2 separate regions of the Homo sapiens genome follow, and region 1 is linked to region 2. Evidence: chromatin loops called from intact Hi-C (ENCODE). Cell type or tissue: breast epithelium. All regions are shown on one strand. Each heading gives the region's core, and the rest is flanking DNA. Links, peaks and the distances in the headings are about the cores only. Region 1 overlaps FAM151B (family with sequence similarity 151 member B). Region 2 holds the start of ANKRD34B (ankyrin repeat domain 34B).

Evidence for each region. A loop is a pair of places that touch in the nucleus more often than their neighbours do. Peaks named below come from ENCODE experiments on the same cell type or tissue, not always from the same donor. Only the 100,000 strongest peaks of a DNase experiment are listed, where the experiment ranks them.
Region 1: a loop joins it to region 2, with 13 times the contacts of the local background. A loop is called at or near these places in 3 of 110 quality-filtered maps.

Annotation. Positions count from the first base shown.
Region 1 is chr5:80,501,583-80,513,816 of GRCh38, forward strand. FAM151B (family with sequence similarity 151 member B) reads left to right here. Exons shown (of 6, transcript NM_205548.3): 2 at 210-335; 3 at 12,022-12,187. Among named protein-coding and RNA genes, the nearest start is that of FAM151B, 20 kb to the left of the region's middle. RefSeq lists enhancers at 5,529-6,029, 10,969-12,168. In breast epithelium, for the core only: no CTCF peak of the experiment used is centred there; no DNase peak of the experiment used is centred there.
Region 2 is chr5:80,564,247-80,575,161 of GRCh38, forward strand. It overlaps ANKRD34B (ankyrin repeat domain 34B), which reads right to left and starts at 6,034. Exons shown (of 5, transcript NM_001004441.3): 1 at 5,908-6,034; 2 at 4,714-4,861; 3 at 2,443-2,528. In breast epithelium, for the core only: no CTCF peak of the experiment used is centred there; no DNase peak of the experiment used is centred there; H3K4me3 peaks cover 1,667 bases; H3K27me3 peaks cover 3,367 bases.

The DNA.
Region 1 (12,234 bases), core at 3,425-8,424, 63 kb before region 2:
TCTTGCCACACAGAGAAAACAGATATGTGAGATGATGGATATGTTAATTTGCTTCATTATAGTAACCTTTTTACTATCTATCTATCTATCTATATATATATATCACATAACAGCATATGTGTATCTTAAATATACACAATGAAAGTGATTTTAAAAATTTTACCCTATAAAAAACAATATCACTTTTCATGTAAACACTGTTATTTTAGGATCTTGGAGTGAAAATATACTGGAATATTTTCTGAGAAATAGCCAGATTACAGCAGAAGACGGTGCTGAGATCACCTGGTATCATGCAGCTAACCACAAGGCACAAACAAATGAGGCACTGAAAAGTAAGTCAGTACAGTTACTTGTAATTTACTTTGGATAATAGATTAATTCAACTCCTTTTTTGATATCTAGGTATATTTGCAGATACTAGAGACAGGTGATCCAAGTGTAAGTTCCAGGCTGACATGAGTATTTTATTTATTTTTATTTATTATTTAATTATTATTTATTCATTTTTAGAGACATAGTCTCTCTCTGTTGCCCAGGCTGGAAAACAAAGGTGTAATCACAGCTCATTGCAGGCTCAAACTCCTGGGCTCAGGTAATCTGTGAGCCATCACACCAGGCTGAACATTTTTATAAAGTGTTTCATTTTGTTTACAAAATGGACAAATTGCATAATGAAAGAATTTTCTTATTTTCTAGAAGCAATTTGCCTGTTATGTCTGATTCGAAACTCTCATATATTATTATATTTTCTTATGTATGTAGTGATTTGAGTAAAACTTTTAAGATCAGGACCATGTATCTTACATATTTTTATGTCTTTCATCATGTACTAATGAGAAACCCACTCAATATTTGTTCAATGGATGGATGAAGGCATTGTATACCAATTTATAATTAATAAATAATTGGGCAATATTTATGCCTAAGCTAGAAATCAAGTCTTTGGTTTACTGATTCAACCTGTAATCATTGTATGTATATCCCTTCATTATACAGATGAACATTATAGCAGTGTTTCTCAGCCTTTTCCTATAAAGTGCTCATGTTGGCTGCAGCAGGAAAGGAGAAAGAAAGCATATCACTACAGGGCCGGGGCAGAGCTTGCAGTATCTGGTCCAACAAGAAATTACCTTGAAATTCCATATTTTATTATAAAAGTGTATGCATTTTTGCATCCTAATTCATTATATATCTCAGCTTCTTTTATTGTCAAAACACTGTTTTAAATTGTATTTTTCTCCTCAAAAGGAAGAATTTTGTCTTGTTTCATGTTGAATCCTTAATGCCTGAAACAGTGCGTAGCATATAATAACTACACAGTGATTATTTAGTAAATGAATTTTAGCAAAATTGATGCCTCAGGAAATGGTTGCTTAATGATTGTCAGGAACTGTAAGGAGTCAATGCTAATGAGTACAGGGTTTCTTTTTTGGATGATGAAATTTTTCTAGAATTAGAGAGTGGTTATAGTTACATAACCTTCTGAATACGCTAAATAAAAACCACTAAAGGGTTCACTTTAAAAGGGTGAATTTTATAGTATGTAAATTATGTCTCAGTTTTTAAAAATGAAAAAAATGATAGGAAAGGAAGAAATAAAACCTTTATTCACAGACAGTATGATTGTGTTTATAGAAAACAAAAAAGATTCTATAGATAAATGATCATAATAAATAGGTGAACTTAGAAAATCTCAGGATGTGGTCAGGGCGGTGGCTCATGCCTGTAATCCCAGCACTTTGGGAAGCCAAGTTGGGTGGATCATTTGACCCCAGGAGTTGAAGATCAGCTTAGGCAACATAGTGAGACCCTGTCTCTACAAAAAATAGAAAAATTAGCCGGGCATGGTGGCATGTACCTGTAGTCACAGCTACTCAGGAAGCTGAGTCAGGAGGATCGATTGAGCCCAAGAGCTGGAGGCTGCAGTGAGCTGTGATTGCACCATTGCACTCCAACCTAGGTGACAGAGTGAGGACCTTGTCTCAAAAAAAAAGAAAGAAAGCAAAGAAAAGAAAATCTCAGGATTCAAGGTCAAAATAGAAAATAAATTCTGTTTTTTTCTAATAACTGAAAATCTAGAAATACAACTTAAAAAATTTTACAATTTGTATAATAATAGTATATACAAAGCCCTTTTGCCATCATAGCCTGGGGATGGTGAAAAGTTACTTTTGCTATGCTGAACAGGAGTTGATGAAGCAAGGCAAAGTCTGGCCATGGTCACAAGCTGGAGCTCCTGTGGGTGAGGCAACGTATGCCTTGATATACAGACTTCCTCCTCTTGCTGTCCCTGTTATATGAGACTATTAGAACCATGCAGTCTCCCAAGCAGAAGTGTGCCCTGACTTTTAAAAGTCTTCTACCCACAGGCTATGGATGGAAGACTAGGGAGAGGGGCTGGGCAGCTTCTGTATCTTCTGTGTCTCCAGGCCAGGTCTCCCTCTCTTGTTAGGACTGTTAATATTAGTCCATCCAACTGCTTATTGATGTTTCCACTTAGAGATCTCTCATGCGTCTCAAATTTACGTTATCCGAAATGAGATTCTTGACTATATTTACTAACCTGCACTTCCTGTGATCTTTCTTGTCTCAGGAAATGGCACCACAATCTACTTAGATGTTTCAACCAGAAATCTAGGAGTCATTTTTTCGCTCCTTTCTTTATTCTTGTATCTAATATCCAATCATTATGATTCTATTCCAAAATACATTTTGAATTAGTCCACATCTTTCTTTCCATCTTTCTTATCATTATCCTAGAAGCCACCAGGATTTCTTGCTCATACTGCTGTAGTTCCCCCTTTTTTTTCATGTAGGAGACCTTAGGAACATACTTTACATGGGCCCAGAGACTCCTCAACTTGCCCATTTACTGATTTTTTTTCTATCTATTGGAAATAATGGAATTAGCAGACTGCGACTATTACTCTTTTTTTTTTTTTTTTTTTTTTTTTGAGATGGAGTCTTGATCTGTCGCCAGGCTGGAGTGCAGTGGCACGATCTATGCTCACTGCAACCTCTGCCTCCCGGGTTCAAGCCATCCTCCTGCCTCAGCCTCTGAGTAGCTGGGACTATGGGCATGTGCCACCATGCCCAGCTAATTTTTGTATTTTTAGTAGAGATGGGGTTTCACCATGTTGGCTAGGATGGTCTCCATCTCCTGATCTCCTGATCTGCCCTCCTTGGCCTCCCAAAGTGCTGGGATTAGACTATCACTCTTAAATGAAAGATTCCAAGCTTTTGTGCCCCTTTATAACCACACTGATAAAGGAGACCTACAACCCCCTTCCCCAACTTCATCCTGGGAAAATAATAAAAGACTAGATCATCTATCTTTCTGCAAATTCACTTGCCCTGTTGTCCTTGCAGAAGTTTGGCCATAGGGTGAAAGAACAACTTCTCTGTATCTGCCCTCCCCCTGGCGAGATAAGCCACACAAACATCAGGACTCAGCACTATTCACATGGTTGAAGAATTCCACCTTTGGCAGAGGGCTGGAAGCTGTTTGGATAGTACCTGGACATTGCTTAGAATTGCATTTGATAGAGAATAAAAGGAGTATAAAACTCTTTGATTGGTCTTGGTGTTTTGGTGTTTATTTCTTTATTTTTATTTTTTGTAGAGAGTCTGGTCCCAAACTCCTGGCTGCAAGCAGTCCTCCTGCCTCAGCCTCCCAAAGTGCTGGGATTACAGGTGTGAGCACCACACCCAGCCATTTTGTTATTTTATGCTTTGCCTCACTGTAATTAAAAGATCCTAAATATGGTATAGCTTAGAGAAGAGAGACATAGCAAACATCCATTGAGTTCTTTTTTTTTTTCTTTTTTGAGACAGAGTCTCACTCTGTCACCCAGGCTGGAGTGCAGTGGCACGATCTCGGCTCACTGCAAGCTCCGCCTCCTGGGTTCACACCATTCTCCTGCCTCAGCCTCCCAAGTAGCTGGGACTGCAGGCACCCGCCATCACGCCTGGCTAATTTTTTGTATTTTTAGTAGAGACGGGGTTTCACTGTGTTAGCCAGGATGGTCTCGATCTCCTGACCTCGTGATCTGCCCGCCTCGGCCTCCTAACTTGCTGGGATTACAGGCGTGAGCCACCGCACCCAGCCACATCCATTGAGTTCTTACTACATCACCAGTCCCCTTTTCTTTCTTCCTATAAGAATTTTTTTTTTTTTTTTTTTTTTTTTGAGACAGAGTCTCGCACTGTCATCTGGGCTGGAGGGAAATGGCACAATCTCGGCTCACTGCAACCTCTGCCTCCTGTATTCACGTGATTCTCCTGCTTCAGCCTCCCGAGTAGCTGGGATTACAGGCTCACACCACCACACCCGGCTAATTTTTTGTATTTTTTGTAGAGACGAGATTTCACCGTGTTGGCCAGACTGGTCTCGAACTCCTGACCTCATGATCCGCCTGCCTTGGCCTCGCGAAGTGCTGGGATTACAGGTGTGAGCCACCACGCCCGGCCAAGAACTTTACTTTTATTAAGGTATCCATTTCTGCTCCATACAAGCATATGGAAACTGGTTCCATTTGTAGCTCCAGGGGTGCATTACAATAAGTTAATCAGCACTTGAAGTTTTCCTGATGATTCATATTGCTCCCATGGTGGGCAAGTGATCAAACTGGGCTCAATTAGACTCAAGTAAAGTAATTATAATTACCAAAGAAGTTTTATATCTTAAAATTGAAGTATGTGAACATGAAAATATGTAGCCCTAGTGATTATTGGTAGCTGTCTTAAAATCATGAGATGAAATTAGCCTTACGATGAAGACGACACCAAGGACAGTGAAGAAAAGAGACATAAAGATCACAATAACATCACTGAGCTGCTGATTGTACCACACTTAAAGCTCACCTGACCCCTGGACTTTTAGTTATTTGAGATGATAAATCTACTAGCTTGAATCTGAATTTCTATTTATTTGCCGCCAGAAGCATCCAGTAGATCTATGAGTCCATCCTAATTGGATAGATTATTTTCCCTGCTTCCACACTTGCCCCTGTCTATTTTATTTTCCACCCAGCATCCAAAGTGGTATATTTAAACATAAATCAAGCCTCTTTATTGGTCTCAAATGGTGTTCCATTTAAAATCTTTAATATAATTGCTAGATAGAAACATGTTTGGTTCTACTGCTCTGGTTTCCAAGAGGAGAGATTTTTTTCCCTAAAGGCTTTGACCTCTTGCCTCACTGTTTATTTCTCTCATAGAGGTTGAGAGATTGTTTTGATTTGTAGTTCTTGACTGGGTGGAGCTAATCTATCAAATGCACTAGGCCAAGCAAGGTGGCTCACGCCTGTACTCCCAGCACTTTGGGAGGTCGAGACCAGCCTGGCCAACATGGTGAACCTCCGTCTCTACTAAAAATACAAAAATTAGCTGTGCATGGTGGTGCATGCCTGTAGTCCCAGCTATTTGGGAGGCTGAGGCAGGAGAATTGCTTGAACCCAGGAAGCAGAGGTTGCAGTGAGCCAAGATCATGCCACTGCACTCCAGCCTGGGTAACAGGGTGAGACTCCATCTCAAAAAAAAAAAAAAAAAAATGTGCTGGACAAGGGAGTGAGCTCTTCTCTTCCACTGGGAAGCAGCCATCTGGATATTTGTATTTGTTAGAACTTTGCTTCAAAGGGGCTGTTCCAAGATTTGGACTAGAGGGTGACTGTGGCAGTTAGCAGGTAGCAGGCACAGGCTTATTTAGTTCTCAACTAAGCTGTGTCCTCTGACCTAGCTTTAGAGGTAATACAAGTATACTTTGATCCCTGTCTACTTAACTTGGCTATTTTATTTCTCAAGATCCACTTGGAGGCCAGGTGTGGTGGTTCACGCCTATAATCCCAGCACTTTGGGAGGCCAAGGCAGGTGGATTGCTTGAGACCAGGAGTTTGAGACCAGCCTGGGCAACATGGAGAAACCCCGTCTCTACTAAAAATACAAAAATTAGCTGGGCATGGTGGTGCATGCCTGTAATCCCAGCTACTTGGGAGGCTCAGGCAGGAGAATTGCTTGAACCCAGGAGACAGAGGCTGCAGTGAGCTGAGATCATGCCACTGCATTCCAGCCTGGGCGACAGAACGAGACTCTGTCTCAAAACAAACAAACAAAAAACAGATCCATTTGGAGAAAGGGGTGCTATTTATTGGCATCTTCAAACTACTTCAATAACCTGAAGGGCCTGCACAGACTGGCCTGTGTCTCCAAGTCCACCTTCACAGTGTTTTCACATTCCTAGAAATTCCCACACTGGCCTCACAGCAGTGCCTTGCATGGCTACGCTCCCTCCTCCTTGGGCTGTCACACACATTCTTTCCTGGAAAGCTCTTTTCCCCACACTCTGCCTTGCTAACCCCTTAAGCTGATCCTTTGGTATCGGCTGAATTGTCACTTCCTCAAAAAGACTTTTCCTGACTCCAGAATCAAAATTCAGGGAAGCACCTTCCTATGTGGCCTTTTGTGACTGGCTTCTTCAATTAGTATGTTTTCAAAGTTCAGCTGTTTTCTAGTGTGTATCAGTTCTTTATTCCTTTTTATGACTGAATCATTTTTGTATGTAGATATACCACATTTTGTTTATCCATTCATCAACTGGTAGACATTGGTTGTTTCCCTTTTTTGCTACTATGATTACTGCTGCTATGAGCATTCACATACAGGTGTTTTTGTAGACATGTGTTTTCAGTTCTCTTGCTTATATGTCTAGGAGTAGAATTCCTGGGTCACATGGTAACTATATGTTTAACTTTTTAAAGAACTGCCAAACTTTTCCAAAGTGCCTGCTCCTTTTTACATTCCTCCTAGCAGTGTGGATAAGGGTTCTAGTTTCTCCACATCTTTGCCAACACTTGTTATTGTACTTTTTTTTTTTAATTATAGCCAGCTAAGTGTATATGAATTGGTATCTCATTGTGGTGTAGATTTGCATCCCCTAAAGACTAATGCTGGTGAGCATCTCTTTGTGTGCTTTTTGGAAATTGGCTTATATTTGCAGCTGAGTAGCTTTCTTAGCCTGTTCCCTGCCTGTAGAAATTTGGGAGCCCACAGACCTCTTTTCGTTTTGAACTATCTCTGTCCTTTTGTGTCCAAGTAGTTATATCTCCCTTAAAAATATAGTGGGCTTTTAATATATTAAATTTAATCAGAAGCCACACCCCCGTCTCTTTGAGGTAGACCTCTCTCTACTTTGGTATGCAAGTTAAGGTGCAGTGGACAACACCCTTAAGATTCCAGAAGATTCCATATCTAGCTATGTGGCTACATGAGGCACCTTCTTTCTGAGGGCTTAATAAAGGGTCATATGGTTGTACCCTTGGCTTGATATTGACACTGAGGCCATGTTTTACTGGTGCTATGGTTTGAATGTTTGTTCCATCCAAAACTCATGTTGAAATTTTTTTTTTTAAGAGACAACGTCTCACTCTGTCACCCAGGCCGTAGTGCAGTGACGCAATCACAGCTCACTACAGCCTTGACCTCTTAGGCTTAAGCGATTCTCCCTCCTCAGCCTTCTAAGTAGCTGGGACTACAGGCGTGTGCCACCAGCATGCCTGGCTAATTTTTTTTTTTTTCCAGTAGAGATGAGGTCTCGCTATGTTGCCCAGGCTGGTCTTGAACTCCTATGCTCAAGTGATCCTCCTGCCTCTGGCTCCCAAAGTGCTGGGATTACAGGAGTAAGCCACCACTCTGGCTTCATGTTGAAATTTAATTGCCAGTGTAACACTGCTGCGAGGTGATTAGGCCATGAGGGGTCCACCTTCATGGGTGGGTTTAATGCCATATTTAAAGGACTTTGGAAAGTGGGTGTTCTCTCGCTCCGCCTTCCACCAGATGAAAATGCAGTGAGAAGGCCCTCTTTAAGTATCAGCACTTTGATATTGGATTTCCCAGCCTCCAGAATGGTGAGCCAATAAATGTCTGTTTATTATAAATTACCCAGTCTGTGTTATTCTGTCATCACAGTATAACACAGACTAAGACAGGCAACACCCTAGATTTAAATTTTGGCCCGAGACTGTCTCTTACTTTGAGAATCTCTTGCCAGCTGGAGAGGACAGGAATAAGAAACAGTTTTATTTTCAAATTCAGAAAGTCCTGATTTGGAAATATTTTCTCTATATGCTGCTGAAAATCTGAAACGTTAATTATTTAGCTTAGCTCTTTCTTCTCATTCTTTATTATAAGCAGTTAAAAGAAGCCAGTTGCCACTTTCACCATTTCCCCTGGAAACCTCTTTAGCCAAATACACAGGTTCACTGGGTATCCTGTCTATCTTCCACCAGTTGCTACAGTGACAGTGTTGCCAGAAGTTTTACCACTATGGAAAACAATAAAATGAGCTTATTGTTCTCAAGCTTCCAGTAAGAATTTCTGCACTGCTCTTCCAGCTTCCATGAACAGTTCCCTCCTTGCCTTTCTTAGCCTCCACCAGGTCACAAAGCCAATGCCACATGTTTCAGGTTTTTGATATGGCAACACTCCACTTCCAGCTACCTATTGCTTTTTATCTATTGCTGTGTAATAGAATACCCAAAAATGAGTGACTTAAAATAGCAGTGCTGTATTTTTTTCTGATGATTTTATGGGTCAGCTGGTGGTTCTGTTGCATGTAGTACGGGCTTAGGACGTTCATGTAGCTGCATTCAGCTGGGTGCCCAGCTGGGCCTGGAAATTCTAAAATGACCTCACTCATATGTCAGTGGCCTTAATGCTCTCTGTCAGATAGGAAGTCTTAGTTCTCCTCCACGTGGCTTCTCTCTCTCTATGTGGTCTCTCAGTCTTCGGTAATCTTGCATGAATGTCTTTACATGGTGGCTGGATTTCAAGAGTAAGAAAACTGAAGGTGCCAGCAGTTTTAAAGGCTAGGCCTAGAACTGACAGTTTTATTTCCACTACCTTCTGTTGGTCAAAGCAGATCACAAGTGGTGCCAATCATAATCCCAAAAGACACAATCCCAAATGCCATATCCCAAGTGTTGAAATGCTGAAAGATCAAAATCCATAGCCTAAAATCCTTAATATCTAATTGAATCCCCAAACTATAATGATAGATTTAGAATTAGGTGCAATCAAGGCTTATAAGAGTGAATTTCAAGTTGTTACCAGTAAAGTTTGTCTTTTTCATTCAGCCTGATGCCTTTAACAGAAAACTCAGATGAGTGGATTGGTCACGTGAGATGGCAGTGACAAAAACTTCAGTTTAAAATGCCTTATGGATCTGTATTGGCATTCCTTCCCGCTGATGAAATTCTAGGAGCTTTTAGTAAATTAAAGCTGCATTTGCATGAAGAAGCCAGAGAAATTACTGACTGGTTTGAAGATAATGACGTGCATGGTCGGATAAGAAGACATGCCCTGGAGTTGCTGTTTGACCATCAGTATTGTTTCCACCAAATTTGTGATCTGCATATAAGTGCATGTGAAATGGATTTCCACATACCCAAAACAGCATAGAAACATGGCACAGAAGATCGGAAAGTTTAATAGGGAATACTCATGCAGGTGCATATCAAATCATAGAAGAAGTTGAGAAAAAACAGCGCCACATAGAAAATGAATCTGAATGTATCCTCCAAGGAGACTCATGCCCTAAAAGAAAAAATGTGGCCGGGTGTGGTGGCTCTCACCTGGAATCTTAGCACTTTGAGAGGCAGAGGTGAGAGAATCATTTGAGTCCAGGAGTTTGAGACCAACCTGGGCAACACAGTGAGACCTCATCTCTACTAAAAATTTAGAAAAATTAGCAGGGTGTGGTGGTGCATGCTTGTAGTCCTGGCTACTCAGGAGGCTGAGGCAGGAGGATCCCTGGAGCCCAAGAGTTTCAGGTTGCAATAGAGTGAGACTCTGTCTCAAAAAAAAAAAAAAAAAAAAAAAAAGGAAAGAAGAAAGCAACTATTTATTGCAGTGCAGGTTGGCCACCTCTTATGGAGTACACTTGTGCGATTACCTGTCATCTATCCCACTTTTTTCATGTGTCAAAGCTTCTTTTTCGTTTTTGCCCACTATTTTATTATTTATCTTTAAAAAAAATTTTTTTTTGAGACAGGAGTCTTGCTCTGTTGGCCAGGCTGGAGTGCAGTGGCACAATCTCAGCTCACTGCAACTTCCGCCTCCTGGGTTCAAGTGATTCTCCTGCCTCAGCCTCCTGAGTAGCTGGGATTACAGGCGCCTGCCACCACACTTGGCTAAATTTTGAGTTTTTAGTGGATACGGGGTTTCTCCATGTTGGCCAGGTTGGTCTCAAACTCCTGACCTCAGGTGATCTGCCTGCCTCAGCCTCCCAAAGTGCTAGGATTATAAGCGTGAGCCACCATGCTTGGCCATTTCCACTATTTTAAATGGTCAGCATTGTTTTTTATAATTCACTATGCTACATAATTCATCTTTGCATTGTTTCTGGTATTGGAGGTATAGATTGTATAAAGACTCTTAGAGTGTTCTAATTTGTTTTATGCATTTTTTTCAAATTTGACTCCACAGAGCTGCATTTTCACAACATTGACTTTGTGTGTAACCATTGCGCTTATTGATAAAAACGTTGAAACTTTCACAGGAAATGAAGAGATATCCATTTGTACATCTGCATTTGTGAAAGATAAAATTTCTCAAGATCACAGTTCTTTGGGTGACTATGTGTATGATGGCAACCCATCACAGTTTTTGACTGATCTTGTCAAAAGACTTAGGTTGTTCATCAAGTTATTTCAGATGACTGCAGTTATTTAAGCTATTTCTTTATGATTACAGTTCATTTGCTCATGTTATATCTCTGAACTGATTAATATACCTGGGTGTTTATGCTTGCAAAAATGTGTGTTATTATTGCCTATTTTATTGTGTAAAGTGGCCTCTGAAGTGTTCTGCCATGTTTTCATAGGTTTCTCAAATAAATGCCCTTTTAAAAATGAACAGGATTGGCACAGTGGCTCATGCCTGTAATCCCAGCACTTGAGGAGGCCAAAGCAAGATTACTTGAGCCCAAGAGTTCACGACCAGCCTGGGCAACATAGTGAGACCCTGTCTCTACAACAGATATTTTTTAAAAAAATCAGCTGGGCATGGTGGCACACACCTGTAGTCCTAGCTACTCAGGAAGCTGAGGCGGGAGGATTGCTTGAGCTCAGGAGGTCAAAGCTTCGGTGAAGTATAATGCTGCTACTGCATCAGCCTGGATGACAGGGTAAGACCCTGTTTCTAAAAAAAAAAAAAAAGAAATTTAAAAAAATGTAAGTAAATGCATTTTAAAGAATTTTTAAAATTATTTTTTCCAATATTTTCAGGATTTTGATCTTTTGGGATTGTGATTTTGGGGATTTTAGACTTTAGGGATTTTGATTTTCTGGGATTTCAAAATTCGAGATTATGGCATTTGGGGAATTACGGCCCCAACCCATCACAAGACCTGCCCAGCTGAAGAGGCAGGGAAGAGGATGTTGATGGGAAGAGCGGTATGCATGTCCTGGAGGAGTTGTTGGCAGCCATCTTGGAGTCAGTCTGTCACAGCCTGCTGAACATACTTACACCATGTCTGCTGAAGCTCCTTACCTGTTCAAAGGATGTATGCTTTTAAGCAGTAACTAAACCGTAAGTCAAAGAAGTGAATTTTTAATGTAGATTTTCAAACATGAGCAATGAATATCCATAATTTCTAATTTGAGGAGTGAGAAGATAAAAGTACGATTTTTATTCCCAGAAAGCTTCAGCAAATACTTATTAAGCCTTTCATTATGTATGTACTTTGCTGGTATTAGAAAGAAATTCAGAATTTGTATGTCAACAGCTTAAGATCTGTGTAACTTAGGGAAAGTCATTTAACTTCTTGACATCTGTTTGCTAATCTAAAAAATAGGGAGAATGTGTACGGACCTTGTATACTGCCTGGCATGGGATAATCGCTCACTGAGTGTTACTTTTCTTTCCTTTTTTTTTATCTTCCTCAAAAGGATACTGAACATGGTGCCTCCTGTAGTTCTGTGCCCTGTTTTCTTAGCATTAACTGAAGTTCTTTTATTTGGACAGGTACTGCTCACATGATAGAGGCTGATGTCCTTCTTCCAAGTGATGGATCAGAACACAGCCAGCCAATTATGGCCCATCCCCCTGAAACAAACAGTGATAATACTCTACAGGAGTGGCTGACTGAAGTTATGAAAAGCAATAAAGGCATCAAGCTGGATTTCAAAAGGTATTTGTATAAACACGTTCAATTTTCTGGGAAAAAAGTAATAGCTG
Region 2 (10,915 bases), core at 4,208-9,207:
AACGATCCTCCCACCTCAGCCTCCCAAAGTGTTGGGATTACAGGTGTGAGCCGCCATGCCCAGCCAAGACTTTCTACTTTTCAGCTATCATCCTCCAGTAAAGGCCTTTCTCCACAACACTAAACCTGAGCACTTACTGTCACAGCTTTTCTTTCACCAAGGTTGGTGTCAGGAGGTTCTGGGAGAAGAAGAGGAGCCGGTACTATGCTGGCGACGGCCGTGCCTAAGGAGGACAGTGGCCCCATCACAGTCTTGTGGAAAAAGAGGGTGCTGTGGGCTCCAGGGTCTCAGAGAAGTTGAGCAGTGGAACCAACTCGCTGCCTAATCCACCTGCAATGTGGACATAGGCAGACCCTCTCCTCTGAGGACTGGGGGAGTGTCCAGCAAAACCAGCCCCATGAGGTTGACTTTTTCCTCATTATAAAGACTTTTAAAGCCACTTTGTTTGCTCACTTCTTTTTTTTTTTTTTTTTTTTGAGATGGTGTTTCGCTGTTGTTGCCCAGGCTGGAGTGCAATGGCACAATCTCGGCTCACTGTAACCTCCGCCTCCTGGGTTCAAGTGATTCTCCTGCCTCAGCCTCTGGAGTAGCTGGGATTACAGGTGTGTGCCACCACACCCAGCTAATTTTGTATTTTTAGTAGAGATGGGGTTTCTTCACGTTGGTCAGGCTGATCCCGAATTCCCAACCTCAGGTGATCTGCCTGCCTCAGCCTCCCAAAGTGCTGGGATTACAGGCGTGCGCCACTGCGCCCAGCCTGTTTGCTCACTTTTTAACGTTTAGTAGAGAACTTTTGAAATTGCCTAGACATTAAACTTGTCAGAGAAAAAAGGTGTTAGATACTTTATTCTCCAAATGTACAATACATGTTCAGGTTCTTTCTGTAATCAGTGCCTGAATGGAAGAATCCCCTTCTCTTTAGCCCTTCATCCTTTTCCAGGGGTTCTTTTATCTCACCTTCTCCATTTGTACATCAAAAACACTGATATTTATGTCTGACATATTTCCTTTTCATAGAATTGAACTCTACTTTTGACGAAGACCACTTCTCTTGCCTAGAACGTTCTTTCCTCCTTGGAGCATCCTGATTGGACACTGAGTGCTGATAGCATACTAACATCCAGTCAATCCCTTTGTTATGTCTAGACTATAAGCAATCCCCAAATTCAGTTGTACCTTCGATACAGATAATAGTTCAACTGCAGAAAGTTCAGGCATCCGACAGGTGTCAATCGTGACTCTCACACTTATTGGCTATGTGCCCTGATCAAGTCTCTCAGCCTCTAGGAGTCTTGAGTTCCTCATGCGTGGAATGACAATCATAGAACGTGCATTCCATGGGGATGTGGTAATGAAATCAGACACTGTCTAGAGAAATACTTTCTTGTTTTGTCTTCACACTCACTGCATTCTTCTTTTTTAAAGTGTTTATCTCAGAATTAGCTTTGTGAAATGTTTATCATCTCTCCAATCCATAGCCTATTTAAAATAACAGATAAAATACTGGAAATGTTGTTTTTTAAGGATCTCATATTTCTAAGATGCTATGCTTCTTCTCATTTGGTAAACATCAGTGGAATCTAATAAGCAAAACATGGAAAGAGCATATCCTTTAAGTATACTTCCCTTACAATTTCCAAATACTATCATTTCGACATTATTACAAGATATTAATTATTAAACAGCTGGATAAACTGCTTTTCATTCAAAAATTGCAGTGTCTTTAATATCACTTGCACCTCATCATGGCATATTTACGATGCTCCTTTAGTTCCTCCCTCTATGCCCAAGATGCCACCAAAATAATAAGCACTGAGTTATTTTTAAAAAATATTTTAAATATGTGTATTTTTAAGAACAAAGAAAATTGGAGGAGAGATACCATTAGATGAGCAATTTCAAACAAGCTCTGGAAATGGGGGGATGGTGGAGTGGCAAATGGCCTTAGCATAGCAGAGGAGGCTGCAGGACATAGACCCAGGGAGGCTGCTTACCCACAGGACCTGTGACATTTAGGACTTAGAGGTCCCAAGTGCCATAGAAAATGGCAATGAGTATCAGGGCTTAGAACAAGAAGATGATTGAAAGTCTGTGAACAGAACGACTGGACCCCTACATATTCTATCCCACCCCAGGAATCAGACAACCACTTTCCTAGGCAAGAAAATGAAGATTTATTTTCTAAATTGATCAGAAAGGCTCCAAACTTAGAGGCAGCTTGCTGAAAACAGGGATTCAGTGAGCATGTGCAGGCCAAACGTTGAAGTCCCCAGCTCCTTGCCCTGCTACGAGGGGACTGGAAGCCAGGAAAAGGAAGTAAGACACATTGCATCTTGGAAAGATGAGCCCTATTAAAAATATCTGTCGATACATGAAAGAAATTCAAACCATAACTGCATTCACCCTTCCAGACACCCACTCTAAATGGAAATAGAAACTTACCTGAAAACATTATTCAAAATTTCACACTTCACTTTTGTCTCTTCTCTCCCTGGATAAGTTTTCTGTCAGCCAGCTGTCAGTTCCTACTGAAGGAAATCAAAGCTATTCAGAGTTACATAAACACCAATAATTTGTTACATGCATCTTTCCCATTTGGAGTCTAGTTTTTAAATTCCTTATTAAGAAATCCCCCAATGTTTGCTCAGTTAGTCATATCTCACTGATTATGAGTTTGTAAAGTGTCTGGAGATTCTATGCACAGCAACCCCGTGTGTGTCTGCCTGCAGGGCTGAGTCTGCCATGCGAGGACTGCTGGGGTTGGAAGGGCCTCGGCACTCACTTGGTGCAGATCAGGAGGCTGAGAAAGGAAAGGTGAGGGCACTCTCCCAAAGCCAATCATCTTACTCACCTGTTTGCCAGAGGTCAATTACATGTTTGTGTCCTTTATCTCAATATCACCTTGCTTCTTGGATGAGCTTCGCACGGAGTAGGACTGTTTTGAGGGCCTGATTTGTGTGTTATCTCACATGGCAGTGCTGCATGAGCTGAGGTGCTTGCAAAGCCATCTTGGAGACGATAGGCCAGGCCTTTCCTGTGGCTTTTTGTCCCCATGCCACCCCCAGTTTTCCTTTCATTAAGGCAGAAAAGTGGCCGGGCATGGTGGCTCATGCCTGTAATCCCAGCACTTTGGGAGGCCGAGGGGGAGCGGATCAACTGAGGTCAAGAGTTTGAGACCAGCCTGGACAGCATGGTGAAACTCCATCTCTACTACAAATACAAAAATTAGCCGGGCATTGTGGCGGGTGCCTGTAATCCCAGCTACTCAGGAGGCTGAGGCAGGAGAATCACTTGAACTCGGGAGGCGGAGGTTGCAGTGAGCCGAGATTGCACCACTGCACTCCAGCCCGGGTGACAAAAGCAAGACTCCGTCTCAAAAAAAAAAAAAAAGAAAAGAAAAGAAAAGAAGGAAAAGTTATTTTCTTTTGAGCCTTTCACTCTACCTCCAAATAGGATCCACGCTTCCTCTCATAAAGTTCATCATCTGGCCATGGTGGGGAAGAACTTAACAAATGGGTTTGAACTCAAAATTCAGCCCGTCGCCCTTGCCCCAGTCCCTGCCTATGTGCTGCCCCAAAGGGGATTAAAGACTGCTCAGATGAGGCAGCAGGGTGCGTATCAGGGACCTGGGCTCCGGATCTCTCCAAGTTATCAACCTCTGGGAGGTCATTCTTCTGAGCCTTAGTTTCCTCACCCCTGAAATGGGGATAATATCTACTTTACAGTAGATGATTGTGAGGATTTTAAAAGATCCGAACATACTTGCTACTTACGAATTCAATAAATGTCCATTTACAAACATGCATCACCAAATACAGGCACTGCATACAGGAATCCTCAGGACTGATGGGGTCTGACGATGGGATGCTAAGTTCCCTATACCAATGGGTTCTTCTTTTGTGGGCATAAGAAACACATGGAGTGCCTGTTAAAAAGAAAATTCTAGGCTCCACTCCCACATATTCCATGGGAGGTGCTTCTAATGCACACTTGGAGAAAATCTGAGGCAAACTCTTCATTCCTCATTCCAGGCCACTTCCTGTTTGCTATGGACCCCTGCCTCAGATTCACACAGAGCTGTCTCCGACATTACTTCCAAGTGGTGCGATGCTCGGCTCCCCTGCAGGAGTGAAAGGCAGAGATAGATGGCTGCCACAGCCTAGAGACGGGTCCAGGGAGCTCACAGGTCCCAGAGAAGAGGACAGCCTTGAATTAGTAGAATGGGCCAGGAGCTGGAGGTTTGCTGCCCTGCCTTTCCTAGACGGGTTTGAAAAAACCCAGAGCCCTAGTGGGCAGCCGAAGGCCAGGAGGGAGGCCAGCTACACTGGAATAAGGCAAGCCTGCTTGCCACAAGCAAATGTGTACCTCCTCCCACCCAAGGAAAGGGGCAGAGACAGAATAAAAGATGCATCTGAGGTCGTCCTGGAAAATGGAATGACTGGCCAGAAAAAGATTCTTCCCTGGTATTGACTTGCAAGAAATATTTAGAAACTGTCCAAGGAGACGCGTAGCTGGTAAGGTTTGCTGTGTTTCCCACACATACCCGCAAAGGGCTGCCGTGTTCTCCTAGTTACTTCGGCTGTCCCCCAGGCCTTTGGGGCATCTATGCCCCAACCTCTGTTACTGATTCACCTCCCCCCAAAACACACACACACACACACACACACACACACACACACAGAGAGAGAGAGAGAGAGAGAGAGAGAGGCCAACCTAGTCCTCCAAGTCTCAGGGAACCAAGGTGATGGGATTTCCAAGCTGTTGAGGATGCTGGCAGCGTCTCCACGGTCCCCGCCGACCCCTGGAACCAGGCGCGTTTCCTCAGTTTTTCCTGAGAGCAGGAGGAAGCGAGCTCAAGGCGCTGTCGGAGAAGGGCAAAGGAAGGTGACTGGGGCGACAGCTCCAGGGCACCGATGGGGGCGGGGTGCGCGTTTCGTCGCCTCATCTCTGAGCCAGGGCAGGCAGCTGGCGGGCTAAGGCGATCACCATCCATGAAAACGGGTTCTGCCCACAGCCGCTGCGGAGCGGTCCCTGCGCCGCTCGCCCGCCGGCCGGACGCGGCCCTCCCTTGGGAAATGGTGCGTCTGAGGGGCGCAGCCACTGCCCCCATCCCGGAGCAGGCGCACCTCTGCACCCGGCTCTCTGCTAAGGGGGTCCGGTATCCTGGTGCCAAGGCTGTGCGCACCTGAGAAGGGCGGGAACCGGCTGCCCGCCCCTGTGTGGCTCCTGGAAGCAGGAGCTCCTGGAAGCTGCAAAGGGCTCCGCAGTCCCCAGCCCGCCCCCAGCGCCCAGCCGGCACCTCCTGCTGCCCAGCTGCCGAGGCACCTGCGGAGACGCGCCCAAGTCAGCCCCTCCGGAGACGCGCCCAAGTCAGCCCCTCCGACCCGCGCGCTCTTGCGGCCCAGCGCGCGCCGCTCCCGCTGCTGCGCCGACCTTCGCCCATCAGGCCCCCCGCCCCGCATCCTCCTCGACACCCCGCGGCCGGGCAGCCCTCGCCGGTTCCCGCCGCTCGGCGAGGCTGAGAAGGAGGCGGAACCCGCATCCCCGCGGAGTCCAAGCCCCAGCGGCCGCAAAACTGGAACCGAGAACCAGTGGGAAAGGCAGGAGGCGCGAGGGTGAGCTCGCGTGGAGCGCGCCCCGGGGTGGCGGGGCAGAGTCTCTCGGGAGGCCCCTGCAGCCCGGCGGCCCTCGGCTGGCCCTGGGTCTCTCATCCTGCTCGGGGCACTGCAATGTCAGGGTGAGCGGGAGGTGCGGGCTTCAGGGGCTTGCGCGCACCGGGCAGGGAGCACTGAGGCCGTGCGGGCCGCTGGGTTCCACGCTGCGCCCTCGATGTCCTCCTCCCGGCAGCCGCCACTGCAAGCCAAAGTTTCCCAAGTGCAGCCGGCAGGGACGGCGCCTCACACTGACCTGGGACGCGCTGTCGAGTTGGCGGCGGCGCTTTCAAACCTCTCTCCGGCACTGCCCGACCCTCTGTGCGGCCCTAGGGCGCCGTCTGAGCTGAGCTGTGGTCTTCGGCTCCTCGGCGCCTCGAATCGCAGATCTCGGTAGATGCCGCCCAGTCCCCGCCCTGCTTGCGGAAAGAGGCGGGCGACTGCCGCGAAGCGCTGGAGCTGGGACCCGGAGCGCACACCTCGCCAGACGCCCGGGCAGCGAGGCGCTTCCGCTGGGGGTGACGCGTCGGCTCCAGGCTCTGCGCAGGTGAGGGCGGCAAGGCTCCTCTGGACCCAGGGGGGCCAGCAGCTGCTGGAAGCTCCGCCTTCTGTCCCCGTAAGTCCCACCCCCGTCCCCCGCTTCGGCCACCGCGCTTCGGCCACGGCGACTTGGCCAACAACAGCGGCAGCAGGGTCTCCCCATTGAGGGAAGCACGCACCCCTACGTCACGGGCTTTGGCTCCTCCAGTCCGTATCCCTCCCCTCAGCTCACATCCACCCGCTGGTTCATGGGTCCATCTGTCCCCACCGGTCCTTCCACCCCTCCGCATCCCTGTACCCACTTCAGGTAAAGCCAGAGCCACACTTCAGGTTGGGGTGTTAGTGGGAACAACCGTTCTTATTTACGTCTTTAGGAATTTATAAGGTTATTATGCTATTATTAAAACATGAATAAACATATTAACAAAATTTCGAAAAATACATTTCATATGTTAAACTCTACTGAGAGATGAAAAGGAAATGAAGCAGAAGCAACTTTTTCTGTCGTTTTTAGTTTTTGGTTTTTTTGAGACGGAGTCTCATTCTGTCACCCAGGCTGGAGTGCAGTGGTGTGATCTCGGCTCACTGCAACCTCTGCCTCCTGGGTTCAACCGATTCTCATGAGCCAGCCTCTGGAGTAGCAGGGATGACAGGTGTGCACCATCACGCCTGGCCAATTTTTGTATTTTTAGTAGAGATGGGGTTTCACCATGTTGCCCAGGCTGGTCTCGAACTCCTGACCTCAAGTGATCCACCCACCTCGGCCTCCCAAAGTGCCGGGATTACAGGTGTGAGCCACAACGCCCGGCCAGAAGCAAAGTTTTTAACTCTTCATTTATCTTGGAGGGTCTGGTGGAGAAAGGCCATCACTATTTTTGTTATTCAGATAATGTCAATCAAAACTTGTTTATAGTTTTGAGTTCTCGGGAAAAGTAGATTTATCTCTGGTCAGGCTTCCTTTATTAAAGAAAAGATCTCTCCGAAATGAGGACCTAAAGGGTCCTCATTTAGTAAACATATGCAAAGCAATTGCACAGGGTGCTTTACCCCAAAGTTAGGCTCTAGGGAGTTTGAATCCTATATCTGGGCTGCCCTTTGCCTACAGCTGTTTGTTTGGAGGTTACCAGGAAGACTGAGCCAATTTGCATGAAGGCACGGGGCTCCTCCCCCTTACCACCTCCGACTGTTCTCTTAAAAAAATTTCATCAATGTGCAGTGTACCTATTAAAAGGCAAATATTTTGGCTGAGTGCTGTGGCTCATGCCTGTAATCCCAGCACTTTGGGAGGCCAAGGAGGGTGAATCACTTCCAGGTCAGGAGTTCAAGACCAGCCTGGCCAACGTGATGAAACCCCATCTCTACAAAAATACAAAAATTAGCCAGGTGTTGTGGTTTATGCCTGTAATCCCAGCTACTGGGGAGGCTTGGGCAGGAGAATCACTTGAACCCAGGAGGCAGCAACTGCAGTGAGCCGAGATAGTGCCACTGCACTCCAGCCTGGGCCACAGGGCCAGACTTCATCTCAAAAAAAAAGACACACATTTCACAAGTCCGATGATTTTGCACAAAATGAGCATCATCCAGATCAAGAAGCAGAACATTACCAGTACCCTCACAACACTCCCTCTTCAGATTTCTCATTGGAGGGAGTGGTGGCTTCAAACAGCATAGAGTAGTTTTGTTTCTTTTTGTACTTTATAGTGATTGAATCACTCTGTTGACTGGCCTCTTTCACTAATAGTATGATTAAGAGATGCATACTGTGTGTGGCTGTAGTCTGTTTATTCTTTTTGCTGTATAGTATTCCGTTTTGTGATTGTGCCTCAATTGCTTATTCATTTTACTACTGATAGACATTTGGGTAATTCTCAGGTTTGGGACATTACAAATAATGCTGCTATGAACATTAAAATAGATGTCTTTTGGTGACCATATATACTTATTTCTGTTGGGTACATACCTAGGAGTGGAATTGTGAGTCATGATGTAGGCATATGTTCAGCTTCTGGAGATGCCACCAAACAGCTTTTCAAAGCAGATGATCCAATTTTCACTTCTACTTTATTAGTTTTCTATTGCTGCTTGTTACCACAAACAAAATCACCACGAACTTATTGTGGCTTAAAGAACACAGATTTATCCTCTTACAGTTCGGGAGGTCAGAAGTCCAAGTTGAATTTTATGTGGTTAAAACCAGAGTCTCAGCAAGATTGCATTACTTTTGGGGGTTCCAGGGGACAATCTGTTTCCTTGCCCTTTCTAGCTTTTAGAGGCCATCTGCATTCTTTGGCTGGTGGCCCCTTCCTCCATCTTCAATATCTGTCTCTCCCTCTCTCTCCCTCCCTGCCCTCCTCTCCCCACTGCCACGCTTCTGTTGTTACATGTCTCTCTCTCCCTCTGCTTCCTTCTCTCCCTCTGACTCTCCTGCCTCACTCTGGAGGACCTTTGTGATGACACTGGACCCACTTGGATGATCTTCCATTTCAAAATCCTTCATTTAATCACAGCTGCAAAATTAATTTGGCCTGTAGGGTAACATATTCATAGATTCTAGAGATTAGGACATTAAACTCTATGGCGGTTCATTACTCAACCCACCACACCTATCAGCAGGATATTGGAACATGTTGCATGAATGGAGGATGGACTGAATAAACAGAGGATAATGAATTTACAATTTACATTGTATCCCAGATACAATTTACCTGTAGGATTTTTACTGTTGACCTGGGTGCTGTGCCAGGACTGGTGGGCAGGAGAGGAGGGCTGATGCTGGAACACCACTTCTAGCCACCACCAACCTGCTGGCACTACGTGATTTGTGCCTGGGGGCACCCATGCTGAGTGACATGTTAGAGAAGGCAGATCCTCCTTCGTGGGAGTTGGTAACAGCAGTTAAACAGTGGTGAACACATCACATTTTACAGTGGGAAAGGCCCTGTGGTCAGTGGACAGTGTCGCATCACATGCCACAATGGTGGAATTATGAGGACTGACTTCCACAGCAGGAGAGTTAAGGGGAGGTCTGGATTAGACTACAAAGCTCATCTGGTAACCTGGGCAGGCCAGTCCATGCCATCGTTGTAATCTGAATGTTAAAGGGAGATGATTTTAACATTCAAAGTCTGAGAATGAGAATTTCTAGATTATACCTACTTCTGATCTCAGTTTAGTCCAGCAACTACACCCCTGAAGGAGAGAGGACAGATGTTTTTATCCTCATTTTAGCAAAGGGACTGCCAGGGAGCAAAGCTCCATGATTCACCTAAGAAGCCTCAGGAGAGGAAACAGGAACAGAAGGAAGCTCCCAGCTCTTCCCGCTGTCCTTTGTGTGGCTCCACCTCCCTGGAGTGTAGATTCACTACGACCTGAGGTCATGGAAGCTGAGGACCCAGAACCGACCCAAGCCATTCAAACCAAATTGGATACATCCTACTTTGTGAGTGATAGACTGGGATTCTCTGGAATGTGAGACTCCCTGTCCTCATGGTTTTATGCCATCAAAAAATATATTTTAGAAACAAGTAGAAGTAGATGCTTGGGCCAGGCGTGGTGGCTCATGCCTGTAATCCCAGCACTTTGGGAGGCCAAAGTGGGTGGATCATCTGAAGTCGGGAGTTCGAGACCAGCCTGGCCAACGTGGTGAAACCCCATCTCTATTAAAAAAGAAAAATACAAAAAATTAGCTGGGCATGGTGGCATGCACCTGTAATCCCAACTGCTTGGGAGACTGAGGCAGGAGAATTGCTTGAACCCAGGAGGCAGAGGTTGCAGTGAGCTGAGACTGCACCACTGCACTCCAGCCTGGGCAACAGAATGAGACTCCATCTCAAAGAAAAAAAAAAGTAGATGCATGTGTTTGATAAACATTTTCATCAGAAACCCCTCCATCTACTTTCTGTCTTCTAGAAATCAGCTGAAAATTCTAGTCTACTGATGAAATCACCCCAGTTCTCTTCACAATTGTGGTTTATACTATTTTACAATTCACTTACTGCCAATTTAATTTAGATCCAGCCTTTAGTGTAACCATTACCCAAAACATGTACATTGCACCTATTGAGTAATTTCTCACCCCTCACCTGGACAGAGAAACGTGTGGTTAGTCTGACATCTTGAATTTAAAATCCCATGGTTGAGCTAAGTAATGTGTAGACATGGACATAGAGTATAGAATAATAGACTTGGAAGACTTAGAAGAGTATGAGGGTATGGGAGAGGGGTGAGGAATGAGAAATTACTCAGTGGGTGCAATGTACATTTTTGGGGTAATAGTTACACTAGAGGCTTAGACTTCACCACTACCCGGCATTTCCATGTAACAGAACTGCACTTGCGCCCTTAAATTTATACAATTTTTTTTAAAGTTCCATGGTTATCAGTATCGTAGTTATCATCATTTCATTAATATTTTATTAAAGAAAACAGAATTCTAAGCTTGCAGTGGAGACAGCCTAAAACCATCCAGCCGACAATCCAGAAGCCCTAAAATGCTCAGAAATTGGTAGCATTATTATCTTAGAACTAGGGGTAAAAAGGCAACTAAAATAAGAACTGATTAAAATTCTGTTTTTCCCAAGGTGGGCATCATACTTAATGCTGAAAGACTGAAAGCTTTCTCCCTAAGATTAGGAACAAGACAGGGATTTCCACTCTCACTACTTCTATTCAACTTTCTAACCACCAGGGCAATTAGGTAAGAAGATGAAATAAAAGGGATTCAG